Linked DNA regions of Homo sapiens: region 1 is linked to region 2. A link is an interaction called in ENCODE POLR2A ChIA-PET data of the cell type or tissue named here. Cell type or tissue: CD4-positive, alpha-beta T cell. All regions are shown on one strand. Each heading gives the region's core, and the rest is flanking DNA. Links, peaks and the distances in the headings are about the cores only.

Region 1 (9,532 bases), core at 3,836-6,335, 49 kb before region 2:
CTCCCAGGGCTCTCTGACTTTCACACACCTGGACCATACTAGACACAGTGCCGGGCATGTACTTTGATTTACAGAACCCAGGGACAAACAAGGCCACCCAGGTCTCTGTGTCAGCAAAGATCCTGAACATCAGCCACACCCACGGCTTTATGCAGAGCAAGTCCTACAGGCTCCACCTACGCCCCACCCGGCCCCGACCAGCCTGCTGCCTGCTCCTGGACAACCTGGTCTGGGTGCACCCCTCCCAGGGCCACGCCCACAGGTTGCATGTCCGGCCTTTCCTTACAAAGGCTGTGCAAAACAGAGAAACTTCGAGATAAATGAAACTTAAATAAAGGAAGGGCATGAACACTGCCCAGTGTCCATATCTGCTGTGCCGCATCCCAATGCATGCTGAATTGGCTGCCCAGTAAGAGAAAGCAGGGATAGCCTAGGCCAAGGAAGCGCCCCCGCTGCCCCCCACCCCCAAATCACAGCCTCAGCCTTGGCTGCTCTCTGGCCAGCTACAGAATGACGGACATCTCAGACAACATCCTGCACTTCTGTTGTCTTCAAAGCACAGAAGTGCAAAGCTCTGGAGTGAAGCCTGTAAGGTCCACTCAAGTGTGTTTTTCCTCTGGTTGTCCAGAAGGGCAGCTGGTCATTTGGTCCCCTCACATTAGAAGGAAGCCCACTTACTCAGCTCATTCTCACTCAACCCCAGTGAGGGGTGAGAAATGGGAACACAAGACCATTTACCAAATGACAAAGAAAACCCAAGCCCCTGACCCTGCCCAGCTGGCCTCACCTTTCCAGGGGCCATGCTCCTGACCCCACGCTGGTCAGCGTGTCCTCAGCCACCAGGGAGGATGGATACTCAGGACACCATCTGGCCCCGCCGCCCCATCCTCACGCAGGGCCTCTGCTCGCCTGGGACGTCTGTCCTGACTGCAGGGGTTTCAAGGGCTCTGTTATTAGTTGGGGCTCAGGCCAGGACTGCTCCAGCCACAACAAGGCACCCTTCAGCGCAGGGACAAGGTCCCGTGGTGAGCCTTCTCCGCAGGCTGTGGAACAACCCTGTCCCATTCTCTTCCTTTTAAACAGCGGGGCTGTTCAGCGATGTGGGCCTGATTGTTTTCCTGTGTGGGCTAATTCAGGGGCTCGTGGGGCAGGGCCCAGTCCCAAGGCTGAGGAAGGAGGAGAAAGGCTGCCTTAGAGGAGGGTGTGGGGGGTTGCGGCCCAGCACCCAAGCCATGCACACCATTGTCCACCCATGGAGCAGCAGGTCGCCTGGCGAGGGCAAGCTCCTGGGTGCCTGAGGACCCTGCAGGCCTGGCCACTACTTCAGTCATCTGGGGGCTCCATGGCAGGATGGGTGAGCTGCCTAAGGCCACGGGACAATGGGGCTAGAGGTGAAGTCCCGAGGAAGCAGATGTAGCCCTGGGCAAGTCACTCTGGCCCTCTGAGCTCTCATGTCCAGCCTTGGACTCAGGAATCACGAAGACAGCTCAGTCAAGAGGTAGCAATGAGGGCAAACTTGGGAGGTGAGCATGCACAGAGCTGCTGGACAGTGCTGCAGCGAGATGGCCTGCTCCCAGCTGGGCAGACGACCCTAAAACAGGAAGCACGTGGCCTCTTTTGTTAGGGGCTGCAGGGCCCTGGCTGCTCTGCGGGCCAGCATGCCCACCCCCATGAGTGGCCTGATCCTAGTGGGCATTGCACAGTGCAATGAAGTGTGGCTCGTGCAGCTCTGGCAGTTTTTATTTTTCTGCAGGCCAGGTTTTCCTCCCACAGCGGCAGGCACCTGCCCTCAGCCTGTAAGGAAGCGCGATGCAGTGAGTATTGCCCAATCTTGGTCGCCCACACTTGGTCTTGAATAAGCAAACAACCACAGGACAAGCAGCAGGGCAGGTGTGAAGCTCGCCCTGAGTCTCTGACACTGCAGGTGTGGCCTCCAGATCCCAGCCTCTGCACCCACCCCCACCCAGCACCAACCCTAGCAGGCGGCAGCGACAGGCACTCCCACTGCTGCGGTGCGCCCTGAGAGGGGAGGGCACAGGCCTGGCGCATGACTGGGCTCAGTGACACGGGCACCTGCCCATGTGTGCCAGCGGCAAGGGGCACAGGTTCCCGGTGCTGCCTCTGGTCAAGGGGTCCCAGGGAGGGAGGTCTGGCTGATGTGTCCAGGTGCTAAAGGAAGGTAGCAACGTGACTTGAGCAGGCACAGGTGACAGCCACACAAATGAGGTCTCTGAGCCTCGGAGATGAACAAGACAGGGACACTGTATAAAAGATGTGGTGCTCTGCCCTGGTCCGCAGCTCGGGACATAGCCAGGACAGGGACATGCTTGAACCCAGATACCAAGTCTAAAATTCCTTAAATTGAGCAACTCAGTCCCAAGGATGAGCCATCCAACCTGCTAACATGCACAGTGCCATCTGGCACCAGGCTCTGCGCCCTTCTCGCTGGAAGATTTCTAATAACCTACAGGGGTAGGGATAGAAGGGCAGGGCCATCTCAGCAAGATGCAGAGAGGAACCAGAGGACACTTTACCCAGTAGGGCACCCAGATGCTGTGGAGGGAGCAGCCTCCCTGGGGGCTGAGTGTGGAAGAGGGAAGAGGGAAGCAACAAAGGTGCACTGTAGAGAATACTCAAGCCAAGCGCCCTGCTTCTCTCCTGGGAGCCTTTTGTGGCCATGAAGGCAAGTTTTAAGTTTGGAGATGAGAAACTGGAGACCCAGGAAGGGTGAAGAGTGAAGGGCTGGGGGCCTCAGCTGGTGCTGGACTTGTGCTCATGTGGATGCCACACTCAGGCTGGCCTGGAGAGAGCTTTCAGGGTGGAGCACCTCCCATGGCAGCTCGTGATGGCTGCATCACAGAATGCAACAAGAAGGTGAGCAGGACGACATTCACCGCGGGAGCCTGGTGACTGCAACTCCTGCTCACGACAGAGCTGGGGTCATGCAATTAGATAAAATATTAATCCAGTACATCACGGGCTGAAAGCTATGCCAGTCAAACCCACATTATGAAGCACTTTATTCTGTCGTTCCTGAGACAAACAACATTTCTAGTGTTAGGGATATTTGAGGCAAAAAATCGAAGTATTCTTTATGTTCTTTGACTAGAATCAAATACAATGTATGTTTTTTCTTTTCTTTTTTTTTTAAGACGGAGTCTCGCTCTGTCGCCCAGGCTGGAATGCAGTGGCGCAATCTCGGCTCACTGCAAGCTCTGCCTCCCAGGTTCACGCCATTCTCCTGCCTCAGTCTCCTGAGTAGCTGGGACTACAGGCGCATACCATCACGCCCGGCTAATTTTTTGTATTTTTAGTAGAGACGGGGTTTCACCGTGTTAGCCAGGATGGTCTCAGTCTCCTGACCTCGTGATCCACCCGCCTCGGCCTCCCAAAGTGCTGGTATTATAGGTGTGAGCCACCGCACCGGGCCTTTTTTTTTTTTTTTTTTTTTTTTTTTTTTTTTTTAACATGGAGTCTCGCTCTATCGCCCAGGCTGGAATGCAATGGCTTGATCTCCGCTCACTGCAACCTCTGCCTCCCGGATTCCAGCGATCCTCCTGCCTCCGCCTCCTGAGTAGCTGGGATTACAGGCACCCACCACTACGCCCGGCTAATTTTTGTATTTTTATTAGAGACATGTTTCCACCATGTTGGCCAGGCTGGTCTCAAACTCCTAACCTCATGATCCGCCCACCTTGGCTTCCCAAAGTGCTGGGATTACAGGCATGAGCCACCGTACCCGGCACAATGTATGTATTTTAAGAACTTCTATAAACTCTACAGTATGTTTCACAATTTTCAGACATGTTTATAGATTCAGAATATATGAGTTACCTGGCTTAACGAATAGGGTTTCTTAGAATCCTCTAAGATCTAGTGGCTGAGTGGAGACCACTCTGGCCTGTAAACTGTCCAGGAAAGTAATGAGCCCTGAAGGTAATTGTCTTAAAGCAATGGTAATATTAAGAGAAACACTCAAACTGGAAAGAAGCATTTCTTCTATGATTAAAGATTTCACAAAAAATTAAGGTTTTTAATTATGCAAAGAAGCTAATGGTTTCAAACACCTGCATTCACCACCCACACGAACAATGTGGTGCAGCATTTATTCCATTTCCATCTAAAAGGTGTCAGCTCAGCCGGCGGCTGACTGGTCTAAAGATCATCGCAGCTGGCCGGACCCCAGAGTGCACTGACAGGTCAATCTGATTTACAAAAAAAGCAAGAGTAAGTGTCTATTTTTAAAAGCCTATTTACAGGTTATTTTCTCTTTACAAAAAAAGTCAGTGATGCCCCCACTTCACGAATTTTAGCTGAATGGAAACCGGCCGACCCACGATCAAGCTCACCGCATCTTAGTGTCAATTTAAGCATTCACTTACTTTAGCCCACAAACATGCCATATAGTCATTCTACATTGGCACACTGCCCCTCAATCACCCTCACCACAGCCCAAAAGTGGACACACGTGCTGGGTCAGGAGCCGTGTCCAGGACACATGGAGACCTGCCTGCTCTTAGTCCCACCAAGGGCAGTCCACAGAGAATGGAGCCACGATAAGAGGCCTGGTGTCCTCCCTGTGAGCCTGACCCTCACCCTGGGAGCCACGCAGGCTGTGGCATCTCCATCCACACCCACCCGGGACGAGCCCTGGAGTGGTGCTGGCTCCTCTGCCCCACAGACCCAGTTGAGGCTCCCTCCCCGCCCCTGCCAGGAAGCAGTGACCACAACGCCTTCCCTCCCATTCCTCTCCAGCCCCTGTGCCTTCTCCCACCCACGCTTTCACCCACCCCCATGGTATAGCTACATGAGTATCTCGAAACTCCAAATCTGGTCTTGACATGCCTCTGCCAAAAAGCCTTCAACAGCTCTTTGCTGCCTTTTGCTTAAAATCCCAACCCTTTACCCTCACAATGCTGTCTGATCCACCTCCCACCCGCACCCATCACCCTGGCCCCTGAGCCCTACCCTCCGCTTGCCCTCCACACTCAGCCCCCAAGGAGGCTGCACCCTCCACAGCAGCAGGGCCCTTCTGGGTAAAGCGTCCCCTGGTCTCCTGGAAAAAAAGGAGGCTGCTTCCTCCTCTGAGCTCCCCGGCACCTCGTGCAAGACTTATTCATGTTCCTCTGCAAACATTTCCTAACTACTTGCTACGTGCCACATGCCGTGCTAAGTGCCAGCAGAGCAAAGTGGGGCTGACTCCACCCTACGGAACCCTTCCAGTGGGCAAGACATCAATGTCCCACAGCATGTGCTTGCGTGTGTGTGATGACACACTGTGACAAGTCCTGAGTAGGAACACACAGGGTGCCAAGAGAACTACAGGAGACAAGCTGGCCTGGTGAGGAGGCTAAGTTGGACCTGAAGGGTGAGGTGTCAGAAATGCACAAGTACACTTTAACTGGACTACTGCAGCAAATTTCCACCCAAGAGGGCAAAACAGCATGCAACTTGACTGATCAGAGCTCCTGAAAGTTGTTTGACCTGCTCACCCAGGGAGTCCTTCTAAGAACAACAAGCCACTCTCCTGGGCAAGCTGCTCCCTCAGCAAACCACCATCAGGCTGGCTTCACGCCCTCTGCTGCGTCCACTGATCTTAAAGTCTTATTACACATTGTAAACATGTCCCAGTCCAAATCAGACCAGCCACCCACATTGAAAGATCTGCCTTAAACCAAACTCCCAGACCTTACGAATACCAACCCTTGGCCTCCGCTTCCACACACGCGCAGGACTCGGCCGGGCGGCACTGTTCCTCCCAGCAGCGGGCAATTTCCACAGCTTCGCGTGGTGGACGGGCCATCAGGGAGGACTCTTCAGGAATTTGGCACCAACAACATTAGCTTTCCAGGCAGACAGAACAGCAGGCAAGACAGAGCCCAATGTGTCTGGGATCAGAAGGAAAGGGGATGTGGCCGAGGTGATGATGGCAGAGGCAACCCTGAGCTCTGGCTGGAGATGTCGGTACCGGCCAGGCCCCCATTCCCACATCATGGGCCACCCCCACATCACTGTGTCAGGATCAGAATGCCCCAGACCATGGGAAGGAAGTGAGGGCAGCCTGGAAGCAGCAGGCAGGGAGGGGACCAATTCCCCACCACCCCATGGCTCCTCCTCAGGGCTCCTGGGACCTGCCTGGAGGCTGTGGCTGCTTTGTCCCTGGGTGTCCTCAGTACCCTCTTTGTCATTTCAGCCCCAATACCTGTCTAACCACTCTGCGTCCAGCTTTCCTGCCTGGGCCCTAACCCCCCTCCCACACTCCCATCCCAGCCCACACTGTTAAACTTCAGCTTCTGATCTAAGTGAAAGGGAAGTCCAGCAACTCCAGGCCCCACCGTGTGGACAGAGGGCTAGAGGCTGGCAAGAGGGGCTCATGGCCACGCCCATGTTTGACAGTCCCTCACCAGGCACCCATCCCCATGGCTGTGTTTACACATTTCTCTTCCCCATTGGACTGTAAGGCTCTGTTATTTAACGTGCCTGAAATCTTGCACAGTTCATGGATGTGTAGACCAGCAATGGCCAGGCTGGTGAGTTCAGCATGTTCCTGATCACCCCTCCCCATCATCAGCACCCAGTGAGCTGGGGCTGTTTCCTTCCCTTTTCCCCTGGCCCAGGACACATCTTCAGGCCAGAGACATGGTTTGCTGCGCCGTACGGCCCAGGTCAAGGTCACTGGCCAAAGCACTGGGAGGGGCTCAGTGGGTCGGCTCTGGGCACCACGGCTGCCACGAGGGTGGTAGGGGCTGCTGGAGCCCCCCACTCCAGCCCCACTGGCCCGCCTGTCAGAAGAGGAGGGAGCTACCTGCTCTTTCCAAGCTTGCCAGGCTCCAAGAGTCCTCTGTTAAACATGGCAGCTTTGCAGGAAGAATACGGACCTCATTAGTTAAAATGCAGTGGAATAGAAAAAATTGTAAGAAAACCATGCAGCAGCAGCAACATGTCAAAAGAGTGAGATGGTCAGCAGCAAGGAGGGGAGGAGGGGTGGGCGCCATCTGAAACCATGCATAAAAATAAACCATCTGCCTGGCCGGGGTCCTCTTCCTCTACTTGCTAGAAACACAGAGTTCAAGGTAAAAATGGAAAAGACAATGAGTTTCACTTCCACAGGCCCCAACAGCTAGCAAAGAATCAGACCCACTCACCCTGAGCTGTCAGGATACATGCAAGGGGAGGGGAGGGTTCCTGGGGTTCATAACTGCATCCGTCCCAGAGAGGGATCAGCACCAGACAGTGTCTGGCATGGCTGCAGCCCTCCCCATCCTTCTCACCATTTCCCAGCGAGGAAACACCAGACCCGGGCAGATGTGAGTCAATGCTGGGGACCCTGGTTCACGCATGTGCCGGTGTCGTCTGCAAACCTGGGCCCCGGGCCTGGGCTGGGACAAGCCTGTCATCACACAGCCTGTGAGACTTTTAAGGGCCTTCACTGGGGCTAGAGCAACCTCGGATGCCCACCAGGACCGTGCTCAGCAGCAGGAGGGCCCCCTGCACCCCTACAGCATGCCTGCACAGCCTCTGCCTGACCTGGGACTGAAGCCTCCCAGGAGGAAGGCGGCTCTTCTCCCCAGGAGGTGACTCACAGTCCAGAGCCCAGCCCCATCAGGTCCCCTAGGGACTTCTCCACAGCTTCAAGAGTGAGACTTCCCTGTCAGTGGCGGGATTATGACCACCCACACTACCCCCCTGGACAGAGGCCGGGTCGCGAGGTGCTCTGGAGAAGAACGGATGCCAGTGCTCAACTGGACACACACTCCAGCCACAAGCCATATGTGGGCTGAACAAGGAGCTTAAACAGGGCCACCAGGATGCCCATGGGCCCAGTCTCCAGCCACCTTCCCACGGGGCCTGGCTGCCCTGTCCACCTTCTCACTGACCTCGAAGCGGGTGTACCACGGTCCTGTTGTCCCTGCAGAGTGGAGCCTTCAGCTGTCTGACAGAAAATGAGCCCTCCCAGTAAAGCACAGCGTGGACTCCACCCGCCCATAATAGCCACCCGGGAAGCAGGTCCGGCCAGCAGCAGCCGCCAGAGGAGGATCTGCCTGGGGTAGGCGGGTGGCGGACGGCCCTGGCCCTGCAGCGCTCAGCTGCACCCCACCCCATGCCTGCCTCCGAGCTGGTGGCCAGGACCTGGCTGCCTCCTGTCCTGGCTGTGAGTCCTGTATGGGCTGGCACCTGAAACTCTCTACCCTCCCTCCACAGCATGGGTGGGGCTGGGGTCACCAGTGGGTAACTGCAGGCCCTGACCTCCTGGGCTCCCTGCATAGGTGTGGCCTGCCCTGCTAAAGCAGTGCCACAGAAGATGGGGCACAGAGAGCATTTGGAGACTGCGAGGTGCCAGCTGCCAGAGGTGCCTGGGCATGGGCATCCTCAGGGGCCCAGAGTCAGGCAGCCCTGGGCCAGGCACAGGCACCTAAGCTGCAGTGACACGGTCACCCCACTGCATGCCCATGCATCCTCCCACCACGGGCAGAGTCAGGGCACTCATGCCCAAAGGAAATCCAAGCAGTGGGTGGGTCCCTGACACGAAGGGTTCTCTTTTCACTGCTCCCCCCATAATAAACCTGCTTTACATTTATTGTCCTAGACACCTTGCCTTTTAGAAATTATACCTACCTACCATAGACATAATTCTGCGTCCACCTGGTGGTCTCTGTTTTCCTGCTTCACCTTGGCCTCCCTCCCCACCTCCATGGCCTCCTCCCTGGCTGCCCCTCTAGCACAGCTACAGTGTACCCACCCTTATCATGCTCTGCCCAGGAGTCATAAGGAGAAACACAGGCAAACACATACAGGCATACACAGGAGCACTCCTGCCATCACGGCTCACAAAGCACGTCATCACACACACAGCACATGAGGGGACTCCTCCCAGCTATCAGCACTTGCTCTGCAGCCGCTACTGACGGGATGTGGGCACGTGAAGAGACAAGCAGGCCAGCGAGTGGGATGGAGGATCCCCAGACGGAACCCAGTTTACATGAGACCCTAACAGACCACAGAGCTGTCATTCAATTCATTGGTCAAAGGACGGATTATTGACTAATTAGTGCTGGCACACTGGAAGGAAACAAAATTGCCCTCCCCCACCCCAAGCATATTATTTCATGTTAAAAGCATTCTAGACACGTTCAAGAGTTTAATTCAAACACACAAAACAAGAAAACTCCTGCCAGAAAATCCTCAGACAACCCATGTAATCTTCTTAACAAACGCTGGTACCCACGAGCCCTAAGAGAAAAGAGACATATTCGACCATAAAATGAGTTAATCTGGACAGCAAATGATACATTAATAAAAGAAACTGGCAAAGAAAAGAATTAGGAATAAACGTTTTCCAAGCAGAAGAAAGAAGATCAATATCTATAACAAATCCAGAGCTCCTACAGATTGGCAAAAGAGGGCTGAACATCCCGACAGAACAGGGTCACAACACACAACAGGCGATTCACAGAAGATCCAAACGGCCACAGAATATCCAACAAGGATGCGACACTCACCAGGATCTGGGGTGACACCATCAAGGCCACAA
Region 2 (7,031 bases), core at 3,898-6,397:
AGTGTGGTGGCTGTGTGTGTGGTATGTGATGTGGTGTATGGATGTGTTGTGTGTTATGTGTGTGTGGTGTGGCAGGTATGTGTGAAGTGTGTGGTATGGGGAATGTGTGGTGTGGTGTGTGGATGTATTGTGTGGTGGGTGTGTGGTGTGTGGATGTATTGTGTGGTGTGTGTGTAATGTGTGTATACTGGGTGTTTGTGGTGTGGGGGGTATGTGTGTAGTGTGTGGTATGGGGTGTGTGGTGTGATGTGTATGTGTGTGTTGTTTGGTGTGTGTGTACTGGGTGGGTGGTGGAGGCATATGTGTGTAGTATGTTGTGTGTGTGTGTGTGTGTGTGTTCCAGAGCTACATTTTTCAACCTTTTCCTTTGTATTTCTCCTTTGTGATTTCCATAACAAGTATTGTTGCAGAAAATCAGAGAAATGTAGACAAGCACCAAGGAGAAAACAGAAGGCACGTCATCAACTAAACATCTGACTCGCATTTTGGACATGGTCTAGTGCTTTCTAGGCAATTGTAAGTCCTTGCCATGCATGTTGGTTCACAAACTGTTCTTAACACATGATGTATTATGCTGACTTCTCATCTCATTAGGCATATTTTACACTAGATTTTCAAAGAGTGACCAATGTTACTATGGCACATCCTGCCTAACTATTTCACTGTCAGTAGCTGCCCAGGTTATATCTGGATTTTCTATTTATAAACACTGAGAAACACCCTTTTCAATAAATGCTTCTTAACATTCATGATTCTTTAAATAAATGTCTAGCTCATTCAGACTCCAATGGCCAAAGGGTACATGTGCCTTAAAATCTTTAAAACATTAACCGGGCTGGGCACGGTGGCTCACACCTGTAATCCTAGCACTTTGGGAGGCCAAGACGGGAGGATCACCTGAGGTCGGGAGTTCAAGACCAGCCTGACCAACATGGAGAAACCCCATCTCTACTAAAAATACAAAATTAGCCGGGCATGGTGGCGCATGCCTGTAATCCCAGCTACTTGGGAGGCTGAGGCAGGAGAATCACTTGAACTTGGGAGGCAGAGGTTGCAGTGAGCCAAGATTGCACCATTGCACTCCAGCCTGGGCAACAAGAGCAAAACTCCATCTCAAAAAAAAAAAAAAAAAAAAAAAAAAGAAAAAAAAAAAACCACTAACCAACTGCCACCTCCTAGTGCATGCATTAGATGCTGGACCTCAGTATAGAGCATCGAATCACAACTCCTGGCTTCACCACTTCTTGGCTGAGCGGCTTCAAGAATAACATTCTTATTCTCTCTGTTCTCACCTGTAAACAAGAGGGGAGAACTGACCCAGTCTTACAGGACTGTGGTCAGAACTCCATGAGACGGATAGAGTTTGGCATATCATTTATAACAAGGTCACCATGAACGTCATCTAGCATTCTTGTCCCATAACTTCTTTCCCTTGTTTCCAATCTGTCTTTCCAATTCATCACTCTGAAATGCCAGAGTTACTCCTGAGACATCGATCTGATTGCTTTATTTACTGCTCAAATACCTGCATAATTATGCTGAGTGAAAGAAGCCAGACTCAAAGGCTACAATCTGTATAATTCCTTCTATATGAAATTCTGGAAAAGCCTAGAGGGATGGAAAACAGGTCAGTGGTTGCTAGGTCTGGGGAAAGGAAACTGACTACAAAGGGGCACAAGACGGAATTTTTGGAGTTATGAAAATTTTCCATACCTTGATTTGGTGTGGAAATGATTTGGTATGGTTATATTTACCAAAACCACATGCATTAACCAAAACTCACAGAATGGTACATTTAACAGGAAAGATTTCACTGTATATAAAATTATAGCTCAATAAATCACACAAATAACCAGAACTGACTCAAACAGAAACAGAAAATCTTCATAGTCCTATGTTAAGGAATTGAATTCATAATTAAAAGCCTCTCCATAAAGAAAACCCCAGACAGGCTGGGCACAGTGGCTCACACCTGTAAGCTCAGCACTTCAGAAGGCCAAAGCGGGAAGATGGCTTGAGGTTAGGAATTCAAGGCCAGCCTGGGAATCATAGTGAAACTCTGTCTCTGCTAAAATTCAAAAAAATTAGCCAGGCATAGTGGTGTATGCTTGTAGTCCCAGCTACTCTGGAGGCTGAGGCAGGAAGATCACTTGAGCCCAGGAAGTCAAGGCTGCAGTGAGCTATGATTGAGCTATGATTGTACCACTGCACTCCAGCCTGGACAACACAGTGAGACCTTGTCTCCAAAAAGGGAAAGGAAGGGAAGGGGAGGGGAGGGCAAGAGAAGCCCAATCCTACAAAGACTATTCAAAAATAGTAAGAGGAACCACTTCTCAAATCATTGTGTGGGGCAAACTTTACTTTGATACCAATATAAAATACAGTACCAGAAAAGAAAACAATATCCCTCATGACATAGCCACAAATATCCTTAATAAAATTGCAGCAAATCAAATCCAGCAATATATAAATATATATATATAATATATAAAACAAATATATAAAAAAGATACATAATTACCAAGTGGGATTTGTGCCAGAAATGCAAGAATGATTTAACATTCAAAAGTTAACCAGTGTAATTCACCATATTTACAAACAAAAAATGAAAAACCCTATGATCATCTCAACAGATACAGAAAAAGTATATGAGGAAATTCAACACCTACTCATGATAAAAGCTCTCAACAAATTAAAAAACTTCCACCGCCTTGTAAAAGGCACTTCATATCTTTACCTAACATCATACTTAACAACAACAACAACAAAACTTGAAATTCTTCCTTCCTGATATTGGGAACAGGCAAGAATGTCCACTTTTATCACTTCTATTAATCATTGTACTGAAAGTCCTAGAAGTGAAAGAAAAGAAGAAAAAGGAGTAAAAGGCATTCTAACTGGAAAGAAACTGGTCTTTATTCATAATCATCAGAATTATCTATATGAAAGATCTTGAGGGACTACAAAAAAAGCTACTTAAATAGCGACTTAGCAAGGTTCACAGGATAAACAAAAAATAGAAAAAATCAATTGTATTTCTATATATCGCAATTAACAACTGGAAAATAAAATTTTTAAAATCCATGTATAATAATATGAAATACTTATGAGTAAATCTGATAAAACATGTGCAAGACCTGTACACTCAAAACTACAAAACACTGCTGAAAGAAATAAAGGAAGATGAAAATAGAGGGAGATTCCATGCTCATTGGTCAAGAGACCAAATATTGTTACAATGTTTTTTCCCAAATTGATCTAAGGAGTTAATACAATTCTGGCCAAAATCCAAGCAGGCTTGCTGTAGAAACTGACAAACTGATCTTAAGTATATAAGAAAATGCAAAGGATCTAGAACCGACACTACAATTTTGAAAATGAAGCAAAATTGTCATGCTACCTGACTTCAGGAGTTACTACAGAGACAGTGTGATACTGGGACCTATGAGGAATAAGCCATAATGGAACAGAACAGAATCCAGAAACAAAGGCACACAGATATGGTCAATTACTTTACAAACATGGTATCAACATAATTCACTGGAGAAAGAAGAGGCTTGCTGTTGTTGTTTACTTTAAAACAAATGGTGTGAGAACAATCGGAAGTCTACATGTAAAACAATGAACCTCAATCCTTAGCTCTTTCCATTAAAAATTAACTCGAAATGGATCACAGATCTTTTTTTTTTTTTTTTTTTTTTTTTTTTGAGAACAGAGTCTCACTCTGTCACACAGGCTGGAGTGGCTGGAGTGCAATGGTGCGATCTCAGCTCATTGCAACCTCCGCCTCCCAGGTTCAAGTGATTCTCCTGCCTCAGGCTCCCAAGAAGCTGGGATTACATACGTGCACCATCACATCCGGCTAATTTTTGTACTTTTAGTAGAGACAGGGTTTCACCATATTGGCCAGGCTGGTCTCAAACTCCTGACCTCAGGTGTTCCACTCACCTCAGCCTCCCGAACTGTTGGGATTACAGGCGTGAGCCACCACGCCCAACCAAAATGGATCTCAGATCTAAACATAAAAGCTAAAATTACCACATTTTCAGAAGAAAACACAGATAATCTTTATCACTATGGATTAGACAAAGATTTCTTAAATAGGGTACAAAAAGCACAAACCATTAAAACAACTTAAAACCAAAAAGTCTGCCCATTGAAAGATATAACGGATAAAAAGGCAAGCCATAGACTGAGAGAAAATATTTGCAATACAAGTATCTGACAAAAGGTTTGAGTCAAGAATATGTAAAGAACACCTACAACTCACATATAAGAAGACAACCCAATTAAAAAGTGATCAAAAGATCTGAACAGACACTTCACAAAAGAATATACACAAATAGCTAATAAGCACATGAAAAGACGCTCAACTAAAACTGCACAGATACAGCACTACCACATTTCCACTAGAATAGCTAAAATTAATAAGACTGACAACAGCAAGTGTTGGCACAGACGTAAACCAACTGCAACTCTCATGCGTTAGCAGTGGGAACGTAAAATGATACAACTGCTTTGCAAAGCAGTTTGCCAGATTTTTAATCAAGTTAAACATCTACTTACCATGAAACCCTGTAATTCCACTTGTAGGTAGTTACGCAGGAGAAATAAAAACATATGTCCACGCTAAGATTTGCCCACGAATGCTCACAGCATGTCTTATATCATCTTTTATTGTGGTAAAATACTCGTAAGATAAAATTTACCATTTTAAAGCGTATAATCCAGTGGCATTTAGTACATTCGCAATGTTATGTAACCATCACCCCTATCTAGTTCCAGGACCTCAAAAGGAACCCCAATGCATATTAAGTGTTCACTTCCCATTCCCCCACCTCCCCAGCTCCTGGCAACCACTAACGTGTTTTCTGTCTGGAAAGATCTGCCCATTCTGAACATTTCATATCAATGAAATAATACAATATGCAGCTATTAATCTGTGCCTGGCTACCTTCACTTAGAATAATGTTTTTGAGGTGAATTCACATTGTAGCATGTATCAGCGCTTCACTCCTTTTTATGGCTGAATCATAGGCCATGTATGAATATACCACATTTAGCTTACCCATTCATCCACTGCTGGACATCTGGGTTTCCGTCCTTTGGCTACTGGAATAGTGCCACTGTGAACAGCCGTGTATAAGTTTTTGTGTGAGTCCCTGCTTTCAATTCTTTTAGGTATATACGTAGGAGTGGGAGTGCTAGGTCATATGGTAATTCTGTATTTAACTTTTTGAGGAATCTCCAAACTTTTTTCCAAAACAGCTACACCATTTTACATTTCTATCCGGAGTGTATGAGGGTTCTAATTTCTCCATAACCTCACCTACGCTTGTTATTTCCCTCCACCCTCCTTTTTTTTTTTTTAATTAAAGCTAGTAGGGTGCGAGATGGTATCTCACTGTGGCTTTGATTCACATTTCCCTAACAACTAATGATGTTAAGCACCTTCTCGCATGTTTATTGGCCGTTTGTAAATCACCTTTATTGACACATTTACCCATGTTTTAACTGGCAGTTTTTGTGGTTGAGTTGTAGCTCCCAGCACTTTGATTCACAATAAACCCAGAAGAGGAAACAATTCAAACTTCCACCAACTATTCAGCAATAAAAAGACATCAAGTGCCGGTATGCACAGCAACATGTAAGAATCTAAAAAACATTATGCAGAGTGAAAGGAGCTAGACAAAAGAGTATGCAGATGGTCCCCCATTTACAATGGTTTCATTTATGATTTTTTGGCTTTACAATGGTGTGAAAGCCATTCGAATCCAGTAGAAACGGTACTGCGAGTATCCACACAACCATTCTGCTTTTCACTGTCAGTGTGGCATTCAATAAATTATATTCAACACTTTATTATAAAAAAGGCTTTGTGTTAGATGACTCTGCCCAACGGTAGGCTAATATAAGTGTTCTGTGCACGCTGAAGGTGGGCTAGCCTAAGGTATGCTTTTGGGCGGGTCAGGTGTATCAAACACATTTTTGACTTAGGATATCTTCAACTTAATGATGGGTTTATGATTAGGATGTAATCCCATCACAGGTCTAGGAGCAACTGTCAAATATATGCTCCCACTTTGAAAGTATTGAAGAAATAAATCCAATCTATAATAATCTAATCTATGCAGATCAGTAATTGCTGGGAAGAGGGGGTTGAGTGAAAAGGGGCAACAGGGAAATTTAGGGGGATTCTCAGGGCCATATGGTCTCTGTGGCAACTGCTCACCTCTGCTGCAATAGCATAAAAGCAGCCACAGATGATTCGAAATAAATTGGCCCAGCACACTTGACCTGCAGGCCCAAGCTTACCAAATCCTGGTCTATATCCTGATTATGGTGTCAGTCACATGGCTATCTACATGTGTCAAAACTCAGTTAGCTGTGTTTGAAGTGAATACATTTTGTCATAATTCATGTCAATAAAACTGAGTAGGACAGCATTGCCTCTAGTGGGACTCCACGTGGAAAGCACCCCAAGTCTAAGGTGCATCCAACCTGGGGACCGCTACTTTCTCCCCATGGGCCTGTCCCACCCACTCCCAAGTGTGGGCCTGTCTTAGGGCAGCAGTTCAAAAGCCTCTGGGGAGCCTGTTAAAACAGATGGCTGAGTCTGGGCACCGTGGCTCACACCTGTAATCCCAGCACTTTGGGAGGCCGAGGAGGGTGGATCACCTGAGCTCAGGAGATCGAGACCATCCTGGCCAACATGGTGAAACGCTGTCTCTACTAAAATACAAAAAATTAGCCGGGCATGGTGGCGTGTGCCTGTAGTCCCAGCTACTCAGGAGGCTGACGCAGGTGAATGGCTTGAACCCACGAGGCAGAGGTTGCAGTGAGCTGAGATCACACCACTGCATGCCAGCCTGGCGACAGAGCAAGACTCTGTCTCAAAAACAACAACAACAACAACAACAACAACAAACAGATGGCTGGTCCCACCCCACAGTTCCAGATGCCAGGGAGACTCTGCATTTCCCAGGGGTGCAATGCCGCTGGTGCGGGGACCACTCTCAGAGAAGCACACT

The links. Peaks named below come from ENCODE experiments on the same cell type or tissue, not always from the same donor. Only the 100,000 strongest peaks of a DNase experiment are listed, where the experiment ranks them.
Region 1: POLR2A ChIA-PET joins it to region 2 with 6 read pairs; 10 of 35 experiments call an interaction of 5 or more read pairs at or near these places.

Annotation. Positions count from the first base shown.
Region 1 is chr9:89,435,535-89,445,066 of GRCh38, forward strand. The region is part of intron 2 of SEMA4D (semaphorin 4D); the gene reads right to left. Among named protein-coding and RNA genes, the nearest start is that of SEMA4D, 58 kb to the right of the region's middle. RefSeq lists enhancers at 1-297, 298-1,079, 1,080-1,861, 4,280-4,857, 7,168-7,743 and 1 more. In CD4-positive, alpha-beta T cell, for the core only: no CTCF peak of the experiment used is centred there; a DNase peak (open chromatin) is centred at 5,217; H3K27ac peaks cover 2,304 bases.
Region 2 is chr9:89,484,674-89,491,704 of GRCh38, forward strand. All of the region lies in intron 1 of SEMA4D (semaphorin 4D), which reads right to left. Among named protein-coding and RNA genes, the nearest start is that of SEMA4D, 9.9 kb to the right of the region's middle. RefSeq lists silencers at 511-590, 601-690 and an enhancer at 1,860-1,929. In CD4-positive, alpha-beta T cell, for the core only: no CTCF peak of the experiment used is centred there; a DNase peak (open chromatin) is centred at 5,448; H3K4me3 peaks cover 394 bases; H3K27ac peaks cover 1,705 bases.